2 separate regions of the Homo sapiens genome follow, and region 1 is linked to region 2. Evidence: chromatin contacts called from ENCODE Hi-C data. All regions are on one chromosome and are shown on one strand. Each heading gives the region's core, a stretch centred on a gene start or an enhancer-like site at or near the end of the contact. The rest is flanking DNA. Distances are from core to core; before and after follow the strand shown. Region 1 holds the start of CWC25 (CWC25 spliceosome associated protein). Region 2 holds the start of EPOP (elongin BC and polycomb repressive complex 2 associated protein).

Evidence for each region. A loop is a pair of places that touch in the nucleus more often than their neighbours do. Pooled maps may share reads with other maps.
Region 1: a map of mammary epithelial cell shows a loop between it and region 2 (2.6-fold over the local background). The contact joins the promoter of CWC25 here to the promoter of EPOP in region 2. A Hi-C loop is called at or near these places in 1 of 168 maps with a recorded cell type or tissue (mammary epithelial cell) and 10 of 50 pooled maps.

The regions. Positions count from the first base shown.
Region 1 is chr17:38,822,161-38,828,850 of GRCh38, forward strand. It overlaps CWC25 (CWC25 spliceosome associated protein), which reads right to left and starts at 3,161. Exons shown (of 10, transcript NM_017748.5): 1 at 3,006-3,161. The coding sequence starts at 3,023. MIR4727 (microRNA 4727) reads left to right here and starts at 3,678; the gene lies at 3,678-3,732. RefSeq lists an enhancer at 1,869-2,500.
Region 2 is chr17:38,673,456-38,680,328 of GRCh38, forward strand. EPOP (elongin BC and polycomb repressive complex 2 associated protein) reads right to left here and starts at 1,502. Exons shown (of 1, transcript NM_001130677.2): 1 at 1-1,502. The coding sequence starts at 1,040. RefSeq lists enhancers at 1-745, 3,601-3,895.

The sequences.
Region 1 (6,690 bases), core at 1,911-4,410, 150 kb after region 2:
TCAAATGATTCTCCTGCCTCAGCCTCCTGAGTAGCTGGGATTACAGGCATGCGCCACCACACTCGGCTAATTTTGTATTTTTAGTAGAGATGGGGTTTCTCTATGTTGGTCAGGCTGGTCTCAAACTCTCGACCTCAGGTGATCCGCCTGCCTTGGCCTCTCAAAGTGCTGGGATTACAGGCATGAGCTACCGTGCCTGGCATGGACATTCATTCTTTGGAACTCAACCTACCTTAGCTTGGTCTACTTCACCTGCCCTAAACTTGCATGGTTTACAACCCACCCAGAATCTCTTTCAACTTTCCTTCCCAGGAATCTCTCCTTGGTTCTGATCTCCCCATTCACCCTCAAAGAACACTTCTCTCTCTCCTCCCCATCAGATACTGCTTTGGTTCACTTTCCCAATAATGAAATGTTCCCCAAAGTAAGTAATATCTAAAGACAATTGTAAACTAGCCTGGTGATGTGTGAAGGGGAGATGAGGGGGGTAGATTTCCAAACAGAGGGGAACAGTACAGACAAGTGCAGTCCTGGTGGTGAGAAAGAACATAGCAATAATTCAGTGTGGCTGGAGATGTGGCAAGCTGATGGTGCAGGGACGCAAGAAGAAGCCAAGTGAGAAAGGAGCAGAATAAGGGCCTTATAAGCCATGTAAAGGGATTACAGGCATGCGCCGCCACGCCTGGCCAATTTTTTTTTTTTTTTTTTGAGATGTCGCCCAGGCTGGAGTGCAGTGGCGCAATCTTGGCTCACTGCAAGCTCCACCTTCCAGGTTCACGCCATTCTCCTGCCTCAGCCTCCTGAGTAGCTGGGACTACAGACATCCGCCACCATGCCCAGCTAATTTTTTTTGTATTTTTAGTAGAGACGGGTTTCACCGTGTTAGCCATGATGGTCTCGATCTCCTGACCTCATGATCTGCCCGCCTTGGCCTCCCAAAGTGCTAGGATTACAGGTGTGAGCCACCACACCCAGCCTGACTCCAACTTTTTTTTTAACTTTTTTTTTTTTTTTTTTGAGACGAGGTCTTGCTCTGTCACGCAGGCTAGAGTGCAGTGGTGCAATCTTGGCTCACTGCAACCTCCACCTCCTGGGTTCAAGCGATTCTCCTGCCTCAGCCTCCCAAGTAGCTGGGATTACAGGCGCCCGCCACTGCTCCCAGCTAATTTTTGTATTTTTAGTAGAGACGGGGTTTCACCATCTTGGCCAAGCTGGTCTCAAATCCTGACCTCGTGACCCACCCGCCTCTGCCTCCCAAAGTGCTGGGATTACAGGCATGAGCCACTGCACCTGGCTGAGACTCCATCTTAAAAAAAAAAAAAGAAAAGAGAATGGACTGGAGAGGACCAGGAGACCAATTAAGAAAATAAGATCATGTCCACAAGGTACTTGGCATGTGGAAAATGTTCGGTCAATGAGAGCTCCCTTTTCTTCCTTTTCTCTTCCCCTCCTTGTCCTGCCTCTCCCCTTCGTCAGGTCATTCAGTTGGTTGGTTGTGGGTCAGTCCGTCAGTTGGTCTGACCATCCGTCCATCCTTCCGTCCTTCCTCCCTCACTCCCTCCCTCTTTCTCCCTCTAACCCTTCCCATCTTGTCCTCCCTGCCTCAAGCATAGATTATTTTGCTCCCCAGGGAGAAAATCTTCTGGAGTCATTTTTGGCTGTCACAACTGGTGGAGACGGGTGTTAGTGGATAGCTCCAGTCTAGTGGCTAGAGGCCAGTGATGCTGCTAAACATTCTACAATGCACAGGACAGCCCAACTACCACCACTACCACACACCCCCAAAGAATTATCTAGGCCAAACTGTCAAGAGCGCTAATGTTGAGAAACCCTGGATTAGAGCTTTCCTGTCCTTAAATGCAGTTATGTGAAGAATACACTAAATTGGATGAAACTAGATGGAGTCCTGGCACTCACTGTGATTGAGAACACATGACAAACTAATAGGTTTACTGGGCAGGCGGCTAAGCTGATCTACTTGCTGGTTCAATTAGCTCCACTTTCCGGAGGCTAGCATTTTCCCAACCTTGCCCCATGCTCTTGTGGGTACATTTACCCTATTTGGGGCCTTAGCGCTTTACAAATGAACGTTTCAGTTTAAGAGACATTGCCACATAACTTATATTAAGTGGTATGAATTCAAAAGCAAGCTCTGCCACTACAGATCAGAATCCAGCACTGAAGGAGGTGTGGAAGTCAGAAAGATGGACAGGAAGATCCCTTCAGGCTTAAAAAGGACCCCAGGGCCGGGCGCTGTGGCTAACCCTTGTAATCCTAGCACTCTGGGAGGCCGAGGCGGGCGGATCACTTGAGGTCGGCAGATCGAGACCAGCCTGACCAACATGGAGAAACCCTGTCTCTACTAAAAATACAAAATTAGCCGGGTGTGGTGGCGCATGCCTGTAATCCCAGCTACTCGGGAGGCTGAGGCAGGAGAATCGCTTGAACCCAGGAGGGAAAGGTTGCGGTCAGCCGAGATCGCGCCATGGCACTCCAGCCTGGGCAACAAGAAACTCCGTCTCAAAAAAATAAAAAATAAAAAACGACCCCAGGGCATGGCTTAGGGTAGGGAGAATGGGGCACAAACCACCCCTACTTCAGTCCAGGACATGACTCTGAACTCTCACCCAAGGAAGAGAGGTGTGTGGCAAGACAAGATATACAAAACAAAGTGTGGTGACACGTCCTCCATATCTACCTCCTTTCCTAGCCATGGCTCCATCCGCCCCCTCCCCGGTCTTCCCAGAATTTACAGCCGGTAGAGCCGCAGTCAACAAACACGCAAACACCACCTGTCACTGTTCGCGACACACCTCGGACTTTCCCAAATCTCAGTCCCACCCCTCCATTGCCCTAAGGATCCATCCCCTCTTCAGGGCAACGGCCTCCTCCCGGCGAAAGCAAAGCTGCGTTGCCATGGTTATCCACTCCTTCCTCTACCCCCACCCCCTGCCAATTTCCGTCCCGGCCTCAGTCCTCCCCCGCCCAGGCCTCCCTCCACTCACCAGGTCTCCGCCCCCCATGACGGTGGAGACGATTCCTCACTACGCGGATCTGGAAGATTTCGGGAGGATCAAGAGAAAACGTAGAGAAATAGTTCGGGGGCTACCTCGCGGGATCTAGTCCCAGGAGCCGTCAACTGCCAGTTTCACCACCGCTCTAGAGGTCACTTCCGGGAGGGCGTCATCTCACCGCGTCGGCGTCGCGGAACGATGACGTACAGGGCTCGGTCGCGCTTTGTGACGTTGGCGTTACTTGCAGATTTTGCAAAGGTCCGGGCTCCGCTGTCGAGGCCTTTGCTGTCGAGGTCTCATTTTGGCTGCTTCGGGTCGCCACGTTGCCTGATGTCCCAGACTCTCTGTTGAAACGCCACAACTCTGTTCAGTGATGGGTTGCCGTGGGCCTGTGCCCACGGCTGTGTTGCCATGGCAGCTCACCAGGGCATTCGGCTCAAAGCTCCACGTAGTCTCTGCTAGACCTAAGGTGGACCAGACTAGGCCTCCTCCCCTCACCCTGCACACACCCCCACGCTCCAGTTTTCCAAAACGGCTTTGCAAACTGGCGCTTTCCTCAGACCTTGACTCACAGCAAATCCCCTTATGCCAGGCCTATTTTACGAAGCTAAATAGAAACCATCAAATCGAAATTCCATCAGCTTCCGTTTGCCAAACTTTTAAAATCTGCCAGCTTCCACAGTGGCAGATTTTCCCATAGTGGGAAGCTGGCAGATTCCTTTCCCTTCAGTTACTATGTGTTTTTGGCATGTTTTTCTTTTTTCTTTTTCTTTTTCTTCTTCTCCCTTTGTTTTTGTTTTTTGAGAAGGAGTTTTGCTCTCCCAGGCTGCGGTCGAAGCTGACTGCAACCTCCGCCTCCCGGACAGCAATTCTCCTGCCTCAGCCTCCCAAGTCGCTGGGATTACAGGCGCCCGCCACCCGCCCGGCTAATTTTTGTATTTTTTGTAGAGACAGGGTTTCACCATGTTGCTCAGGCTTGTCTCGAATTTCGACCTCAAGTGATCTCCCCGCCTCAGCCTCCCAAAGTGTTGGGATTACAGACATAAGCCACCGCGCCTGGCTATTTTTATTTTTGTAGCAACAGGGTTTTGCCATCTTACCCAGGCTTGTCTCAAACTCCTGGACTCAAGCAATCCTCCTACCTCGGCCTCCTAAAGTGCTGGGATTACAGGTGTGAGCCACTGCGCCCGACCTGTTTTGTAATTTTCAGAATAGAAGTTTTGCACATCTTTTGTTAAATTTATTCTAAATGTTGTATTTTTTGTGATGCTATTTTATTTATTTATTTATTTATTTATTTATTTATTTATTTATTTATTTATTTATTTATTTCGAGACGGAATCTCACTCTGTTGCCCAGGCTGGAGTACAGTGGCGCAATACCAGCTCACTGCAACCTCCGCCTCCTGGGTTCAAGCGATTCTCCTGCCTCAGCCTCCCGAGTAGCTGGGATTACAGGCATACGCCACCACGACCTACTGATTTTTGTGTTTGTAGTAAAGATGGGATTTCACCGTGTTGGCCAGGCTGGTCTGGAACCCCTGACCTCAGGTGATCCGCCTACCTTGGCCTCCCAAAATGCAAGGATTACAGGCACCCGGCCTGTGATGCTATTTTAAATAAAATTTAAAAATTTTAATTTTCCAATTGTTTGCTACTAATAGATAAGAACGTGCTTTTGTATAGTAACCTTCTATTTTACAGGCTTGCTAAATTCACTTATTAGTTCTTATGGCTTTTTAAAAATACTTATTGCCCGGGCGCGGTGGCTCACTCCTGTAATCCCAGCACTTTGGGAGGCCGAGGCAGGTGGGTGGATCACCTGATGTTGGGAGTTTGAGACCAGCCTGGCCAACATGGAAAAACCCCATCCTACTAAAAATACAAAAATTAGCCGGGCGTGGTGGCGGGTGCCTGTAATCCCAGCTACTTGGGAGGCTGACACAAGAGAATCACTTGACCCTAGGAGGTGGAGGTTGCTGTGAGCCAAGATGGCACCACTGCACTATAGCCTGGGCGACAAGAGTGAGACTTTGTCTCAAAAAAAACAGAAAGAAAGAAAGAAACAGGCTGGGCTCGGTGGCTCACGCGTGTAATCCCAGCACTTTTGGGAGGCTGAGGCGGGCAGATCATCTGAGGTTGGGAGTTTGAGACCAGCCTGACCAACATAGAGAAACCCCGTCTCTACTAAAAATACAAAATTAGCCGGGCGTGGTGGCACATGCCTGTAATCCCAGCTACTCTGGAGGCTGAGGCAGGAGAATCACTTGAACCCAGGAGGCAGAGGTTGTGGTGAGCCAAGATAGCGCCATTGCACTCCAGCCTGGGCAACAAGAGCAAAACTCTGTCTCAGAAAAAAAAAAAAAGAAAAGAAACAAACAAAATACCTATTAAATATTTACTTAAATGTATTTGAATAAAGTTTACTTAAAAGAAAAGCAGGCTCACTGCTGTAGTCCCAGCACTTTGGGAGGCCGAGGCAGGTGGATCACTTGAGCCCAGGAGTTGGAGACCAGCCTGGGTAACGTGGTAGAACCCTGTTTCTCAAAAAATACAAAAATTAGCAGGACATAGTGGCATGTGCCTGTAGTCCCAGCTACTCAGGAGGCTGAGGTGAGAGACTGCCTGAGCCCAGGAGGCAGAGGTTGCAGTGATCCAAGATCATACCACTGCACTCCAGCCTGGGCAACAGAGCGAGACCCTGTTTCAAAAAATAAAAGAGGGCCGGGCGCAGTGGCTCACGCCTGTAATCCCAGCACTTTGAGAGGCCAAGACAGGTGGATCACCTGAGGTCAGGAATCCAAGACCAGTCTGGCCAACATGGCGAAACCCCGTCTCTACTAAAAATACAAAAAAATTAGCTGGGCGTAGCAGTGCACGCCTGTAATCCCAGGTACTTAGGAGGCTAGGCAGGAGAATCGTTTGAACCCAGGAGGCAGAGGTTGCAGTGAGCTGAGATTGCACCACTGTACTCCAGCCTGGGTGACAGAGCCAGACTCCACCTCAAACTTAATTAATTAATTAATTTAATTAAATAAAGAAAAGCAAGCAGAGCACAGTGGCTCATGCCTGTAATCCCAGCACTTTGGGAGGCTGAGGTAGGAGGACTGCTTGAGCCCAGGAGTTTGAGACCAGCCTGGGCAACACAATAAGACACTGTCTGACAAAAAAATAAAAGGAAGAAAAAAGGAAAGAAAAGCAATGCTTTGGGAAAGAGTCTGGCAGTTCCTCAAAAGGTTAAACTTAGTTACCATATAACCCAGCATTTCTACTCCTGGGTATATACTCCCAAGAGAAATGAAAGCATACATCAATACAAAATATTGCCCATGAATGGCTTTTTATTTTGTTTTGTTTTGAGACAGAGTCTTGCTCTGTCTTCCAGGCTGGAGTACAGTGCTGTGCTCTTGGCTCACTGCAACCTTCACCCCACTGGTTCAAGCGATTATCGTGCCTCAGCCTCCCAAGTAGCTGGGATTACAGGCGCACACCACCACACCCGGTTAATTTTTTTGTATTTTTAGTAGAGAGGAGGTTTCACCATGTTGGCCAGGCTGGTCTCCAACTCCTGACCTCAAGTGATCTGCCCACCTCGGCTTCCCAAAGTGCTGGGATTATAGGTGTGAGCCACCACACCTGGCCAAAATCTTGTACGTGAATGTTCATAGTAGCCGTT
Region 2 (6,873 bases), core at 252-2,751:
GGCTTAGAGTCTCCCTGGAGGCGAAGCGAGGATGCCGGCTTTAGGTCTCCGTCTTCCCCCACCACCAGGGCCGGGGGGCAGGGGAAGCAGTTGAGGAGGCTGAAGGTGCTCGTGGTGGGGAGCGTCGGTGCAGGGCGGCGGGGCTGCGCGGTGCGCGGAGGGGGCGCCGGCAGCCGGCGTTTCTTGGCGGCTCCCCGAGCCGGCCCTTTCGCAGGCGGCCGCTCTGGCCCCCGGCGCAAACTCGGAGTGTCCAAGGCGAAGCCCTTCGCGTAACACCAAAGTTTCGACCGGCGGATCAGACGATCGAAATGTTCCTGGCGGAGATCTCCGGGTGCGGCCGGAGCCGGGCTGGCCGTCGAGGGGCTGGCCGCTGGAGCCTCGGGGGCGGCCGGCGGGGGGTTTCCATCGACTTCGGCAGGCTGGCCGGGCAGGAACGGCCGCGGCGCCGTCCCGGGACCCGCGGGCTCGGTGGAGAGGCCCGCAGGTGGCGACGGAGGCCGGGAACTGGGTTCCTGAGGCGGGCTGGCGGCTGGGCCACGCTGAGGCTCGAGACCCGGGGCCGGGCGAGGCGGGGCCGAGGCGAAGCTGGTCGTAGATTCCCGAGGGTGCGGGGGCGCAGGGCAGCGGCCCGGAGGTGCACAGGAGCGAACGCCGAAGTGCGGGAAACCGCCTCCGCCCTCTTCCTCCTCTCCGCGGCGGGGGCACGCTGCGACGTCCGCATCCTCGCCGGCGGCGGTGTTAGGAACGCCGGGCCGCCCGGTCGGTGCCCAGAGGTGCTTCAGGCCATCCGGGGCCCAGCCGCCAGGGCGCAGGGGGGCCTGAGGGCCCCGCAGCACTGGGGACCGCGCCGCCAGCTCCCCAGGCCCCGGGCCCAGAGAGGACGCCCGGGGCTTGGCAAGGGCGCAGAAGGCGAGGGCACGCAGGCACAGCGGAGAGAATTCCTGGGTCCCCCGACACGGCTTCCGGGGCGTGGGGGAGCAGGGCGACCCTCGCGGGGACGCCGGCACTGCCAGGCGGGGCGCAGGGCACAGGGTCTCCATGGAGCAGCCTGAGGGGTGCCCACTGAGCGGGTCCAGGTCCCAGCGGCGGGATGCCCTGGCTGCCCGAAGAGCCCACGGGTGAGGGGAACATCGCCCCCCGTCGACGGGGAGGTCTCTGCTCACGGGCGCCCCCGGCCCGCCACCCGGGGCCGCAGAGCTCGGGCTCCCTCTTCGCTCTCCTCACGCGGCCCTCCCGGCGGCCGGACTCCTGGGTCCCTGTGAGTCCCGGCGGGGTCGGCCGCCCTTCTGCCGCCGCGTCCCCTTCGCAACCCCGGCGGGAGACCCTCTCGAGTCGCCCGAAGCGCAGAGGCAGGGGAAACAAAGCGGCCGGCGGCCGCGGGAGGCGGGAAGGACCCCGGGCCCGGCACCCGGTGCCCGGGCCCAGGCGGCGGGGAGGGCGCCTTCCGCCCGCTCGGTTTCTTTCTTCCCCGCTGGCTCCCGGAGACCGCGTTATAGAGAACTGCCCCCTCGCTGCCCCAATACCAGCGCCGGGGCCGCGAGCCCGCCGCTGATTGGGCCGCACCGCCCGTGACGTTAGCCCGGACCCCACCCCTCCGGCGGCACCGCCCCCGTCCCCATTCCGCACACAGACACACACACGTGGACCCGGCGCGGCGGCGGCTGGGAGGGAGCGCGGGAGGGAGCGTGCGCGGGTGGGATCGCGAGCGGCCAGATGCGCCGCCGCACGTGGCCCGGTGGCGTCCTGGGATTTCGTCGTCGCAAAGCCACTCGTTTTTTCCCGAGCAGTCACGGTTTTGCATCTGTAAAATGGGACGGTTCATATCTGCCCTCTTGGGACTAAAAGAGCTATGTGAATCAACGTAGATGAATCTCAGAAATAATGTTTAGGGGAAAGATGAAATGAGGCAATGGTTGTTTACAAGCTTTGCACAGCAGGGATTCTAGCGGGCCGTGAATGGCCCCTAAAACAGTGCGTGGCACACAGTAGGCTCAAAAATGCTGTAATGTATAAGTAGTTAATAATTCAGTACTTGTATGCAAGATGAACAAAAAAAATAAATTTGGAAGGGTGGGAGTGTTATTACATCCATGGAAGCCGATAAATAGGCTGTCTCGGTATCTATTTCCATTTCTCTGATGCAGTATCTAAATACTCCGCCTCAACTAAATTCCGAGGGCTGACTCTGCAACCCCTGACCCCCAATCCCAGGATGCCCCCCTCTGAGGTTTGATCTGCCAAACCGGTTGAAGAGGCCAGAGGAGGGCACGCGCAGACCCTCACTCTCATCTGCCCCAAGGAAAATAAAGAAAAAGTGAATTCCCAGTACAAATTCTGATAATGCAGCACACACCCCCACCCTGTTCTATCCCCTTAACCTTCTTTAGTTTCTGCATAGCTTATTGTTACATAAAAGTCTGTAAATGGATTTATTCTTTAGTGTCTGTCTCTCCCATTAGTCTGGAAATGAGTTGACGAGAACTTTGTCTTGATCATTGGTGCATCCCCCACTGCCTAGAACAGTGGCCAAGATATAATAGGTGCTCAATCAATATGTGTGAATGAATGAATGAGCAAGTGAGCGAGTGAATGAATCCTTGGGATATTTCTCTCTTGATAAAAATCAGGTTATTGGAATACTGCCGTTTCCTATCTGTGGAAATACAGAGATTGGTATGATGACTTGGGGTAAAGGTGTGGAAGAATGCTGGGGGCGGCCCCACAGATAAATATCTTATTCTGGAGCCAGGACAAGAGAGGGTTTCAGAACGGGGACAAATGATGCAGCTTGCCTCCGGGCCCTTCTAGCAGTGACAACAGAGGTGTAGTTTCCCTATGTGTCATCAAATAACATCTGGGAGGACAGGGGTAAGGAGGATCTGCCTCCCCCACCTGCAAAGTCCAGAGGTAAAGTCCCTAGGTGGGGCGAGGGTTTGAGGAAGGAGGAGGTGTGATGTTCCATTGCCCAAAACACTCACCCTCTAACATCTGCAGAAGAGCTCTCCAGGGCAGTTGTCACAAGGGGGGATCCTGGGGTCCTGCCAAGTCATGAAGCTGAGCTGGGTCTAGACTCCAGGGCTCATAATTGCTCAAAAAGCCCACCTCTACACACACACACACACACACACACACACACACACACACACACACACGGAAAGTTCTGGAAGGATGATCTTCATGGCTGTCTCTTCTGCAGGACAGTGCTGAGGACTCATCCTCAACAACAGTGCCTACTTGCACTCCTGTGCCTACCACAGTGTAGACACAAGGAGAGAATGCCCAAGAAAATGATCAGTATGAATAAATGAGTGAATATTACATAACAGTGCAGATCAATGGCCTCTTCTTTCTCTGCCTCCAAAAGCTCCCAGCTCCCCCTTCCCCATGTGAGTTTGGGGGCTTTATTGAGGGGTCATTACGATTGTGAGTGCTTCTCTCTGCCTCCACTATCCCTACTTCCCCTTGCTCTCATCAGGCACCCCAGAATATGGACTCAGGGATGGAATCACTACAAACAGTAGGAGAATAGTGTGAGTGCCTCTCCAGCTGAAAGGAGATCATCAAACCACCCTTTATGGCCTGGATGGGGGCGGGGGTGGCGCTGTGCAACCCTGGGCAGGTCACCTAGACACTCTAAGTCTCAATGTCCTTATCAGTGAAAAGGGGACAACAGTGGCTTCCTCACATTGTTGGGAGGGTTGAAACATGATGTGAGCAGTCACCAGAACTCACGTGGGCAGGCCCAGCTGCTGCAATTACCATTTCCTCCGGTAGAGGACACTCGACCCCATCCTCAGCCTGCTATGAGGGCGGCAACACCCTTCTCAGGAACCTCTCCTCCTCATAGGAGAAAAAGAGGGACAAGGCTGGATGCCGGGTCCCATCTAACACTTCCAGAGTGAAGGCTAGAAAGGGCCCCTCTGGATCCAGAAGCCAGCCCTTCCCTTTCCTTGGCCCATCTAGGTCTCACCTGGGGCAGTAAGGACTGTGTTCAAGGATTTGGGAGCAGGAGACCTGCCCGGTTGCCCCTTTTGGGGAACTGCACCCCAGGCGTCCAACCCCATAGTAACTTCTGTAGTACTTACTGCCCAGTCTCTGTTCTAAGAACTGGATGTCACTTAATCCCCATAACAGCCTATGAAATAGACCTTTTTTTTTTGAGACAGGGTCTCACTCGGTCGCCCAAACTGGAGTGCAGTGGCGCGATCTCAGCTCACTGCAACCTCTGCCTCCCGGGTTCAAGCCATTCTCCTGTCTCAGCCTCCTGAGTAGTTGGGACTACAGGCGCGCACCACCACGCCCAGCTAGTTTTTGTATTTTTAGTAGAGACGAGGTTTCACCATGTTGGCCAGGATGGTCTCGAGCTCTTGACCTTGTGATCCGCCCGCCTTGGCCTCCCAAAGTGGTGGGATTACAGGCATGAGCCACTGCGCCTGGCCGACACTATTTTTAAAAGTGAACATACCACACATAACCCATTTTAAGTGTCCAATTCAATGATTTTTAGTAAATTTACAGTTATGCAACCATCATCATAGTCCAGTTTTGGGGGTTTTTTTGAGACAGTTTCACTTTGTCTTCCAGGCTGGAGTGCAGTGGCACAATCTCAGCTCACTGCAGGCTTCACCCCCCGGGTTCAAGCAATTGTCCTGCCTCAACCTCCCAAGTAGCTGAGACTATAGGTTCCCACCACCACGCCCAGCTAAATTTTTTTTTTTTTTTGAGAGTCTCACTCTGTTGCCCAGGCTGGAGTGCTCAATCTCAGCTCATTGCAACCTCCGCCTCTCAGATTCAAGCAATTCTTGTGCCTCAGCCTCCCAAGTAGCTGGGATTACAGGCAGATGCTACCACGCCCGGCTAATTTTTGTATTTTTAGTAGAGACAGGGTTTCACCCTGTTGGCCAGGCTGGTCTCGAACTCCTGACCTCAGGTGATCCGCCCACCTCGGCCTCCCAAAGTGCTGGAATTATGGGCGTGAGCCACCGTGCCCGGCCCCATAATCCAGTTTTAGAACATTGCTTATAAGACTCCTCCTCCCCACTTGTAGCTCTCCCTTCCCATCCCCAGCCCTGGGTGACTAATCTTTCTGTCTCTATAGAGTTCCCTTTTTTGGATATTTTATATAAATGGAATCATGCAATATGTGGTCTTTTGCATCTGGCTTCACAAAAGCATAATGTTTTTGAGGTTTACCTGTGTTGTAGCGTGTATTGGTAATCTGTTCCTTTTTTTTTTCTTTTGAGATAGAGTTTTGCTCTTGTTGCCCAAGCTGGAGTACAATGGCACAATCTCAGCTTACTGCAACCTCCGCCTCCTGGGCTCAAGCGATACGCCTGCCTCAGCCTCCCGAGTACCTGGGATTACAGGCACCCGCCACCACGCCTGGCAAATTTTGTATTTTTAGTAGAGACGGGGTTTCTCCGTGTTGGTCAGGCTGGTCTTGAACTCCCGACCTCAGGTGATCCGCCTGCCTCAGCCTCCCAAAGTGCTGGGATTACAGGGATGAGCCACTGCGCCCGGCCTGTTCCTTTTTATTGCTGAGTAGTAGTCTGTTGTAGGGATATGCCACATTTTGTTTATCCAATCACATTTGGGTGTTTTTCACTTTTTGGCTATTATCTATAATGCTGTTATGAACATTTGCTATACACGTCTTTTGTGAATATATGTTTTTATTTCTCCTAAGTAGACATTTAAGGGTGGAATTGCTGGGTCATATGCTACATTTATGTTTAACCTTTTTTTTCTTTTTCTTTTTTTTTTGAGACAGGGTCTCACAGTCTCATTCAGGCTGGAGTGCAGTGGCACAGTCAGGGCTCACTGCAGCCTTGACCTCCTGGGCTCACGAGATCCTCTGCCTCAGCCTCCAGTGTGGCTGGGACCACAAGCCTGAGCCACCATGCCCAGCGAATTTCTTTTTAAATTTTTTTTGTAAGACAGGGTCTCGCTATATTCCCCAGGCTGGTCTCAAACTCCTCGGCTCAAGGGATTCTCCTGCCTCAGCCTCACAAAGGGCTGGGATTACAGGCATGAGCTACCATGCCCAGCTGTGTTTAATTCTTTTAAAAACTGCCAAGGTCGGGCATGGTAGCTCACACCTGTATTCCCAGCACTTTGGGAGGCCAAGGCAGGCTGATGGCTTGAGGCCAGGAGTTTGAGACCAGCCTGGGCAACATGGTGAAACTCCATCTCTACAAAATACAAAAATTAGCCGGGAGTGGTGGCATGTGCCTGTAGTCTCAGCTACTCAGAAGGCTGAGGGTGAGGAATTACTTGAGTCCAGCAGGTCAAGGCTGCAGTGAGCCACATTCATGCCATTCTGTGCCTGGGCGGCAGAGTGAGACCCTGTCTCAAAACAAAACAAAACTAAACTAAAAACTGCAAGGCTGTTTTCCAAACGGGCTATTCCATTTTACATTCCTATTAATATCCATGATATAGGCTGGGCACGGTGGCTCACGCCTGTAATCCCAGCACTTTGGGAGGCTGAGGTGGGCGGATCACCTGAGGTCAGGAGTTCGAGACTAGCCTGGCCATCATGGCGAAACCCCGTCTCTACTAAAAAAATTTAAAACTAGGCCGGGCGCAGTGGCTAACACCTGTAATCTCAGCACTTTGGAAGGCCAAGGCGAGCAGATCACAAGGTCAAAAGATCAAGACCATTTGGCCAACATGGTGAAACCCCATCTCTACTAAAAATACAAAAATTAGCTGTGCGTGGTGGCGGGTGCCTGCAATCCCAGCTACTAGGGAGGCTGAGGTAGGAGAATCGCTTGAACCCAGGAGGTGGAGGTTGCAGTAAGCCGAGATTGCGCCACATCACCCCAGTCTGGTGACAGAGCGAGACTCTGTCTGTAAATAAATAAATAAATA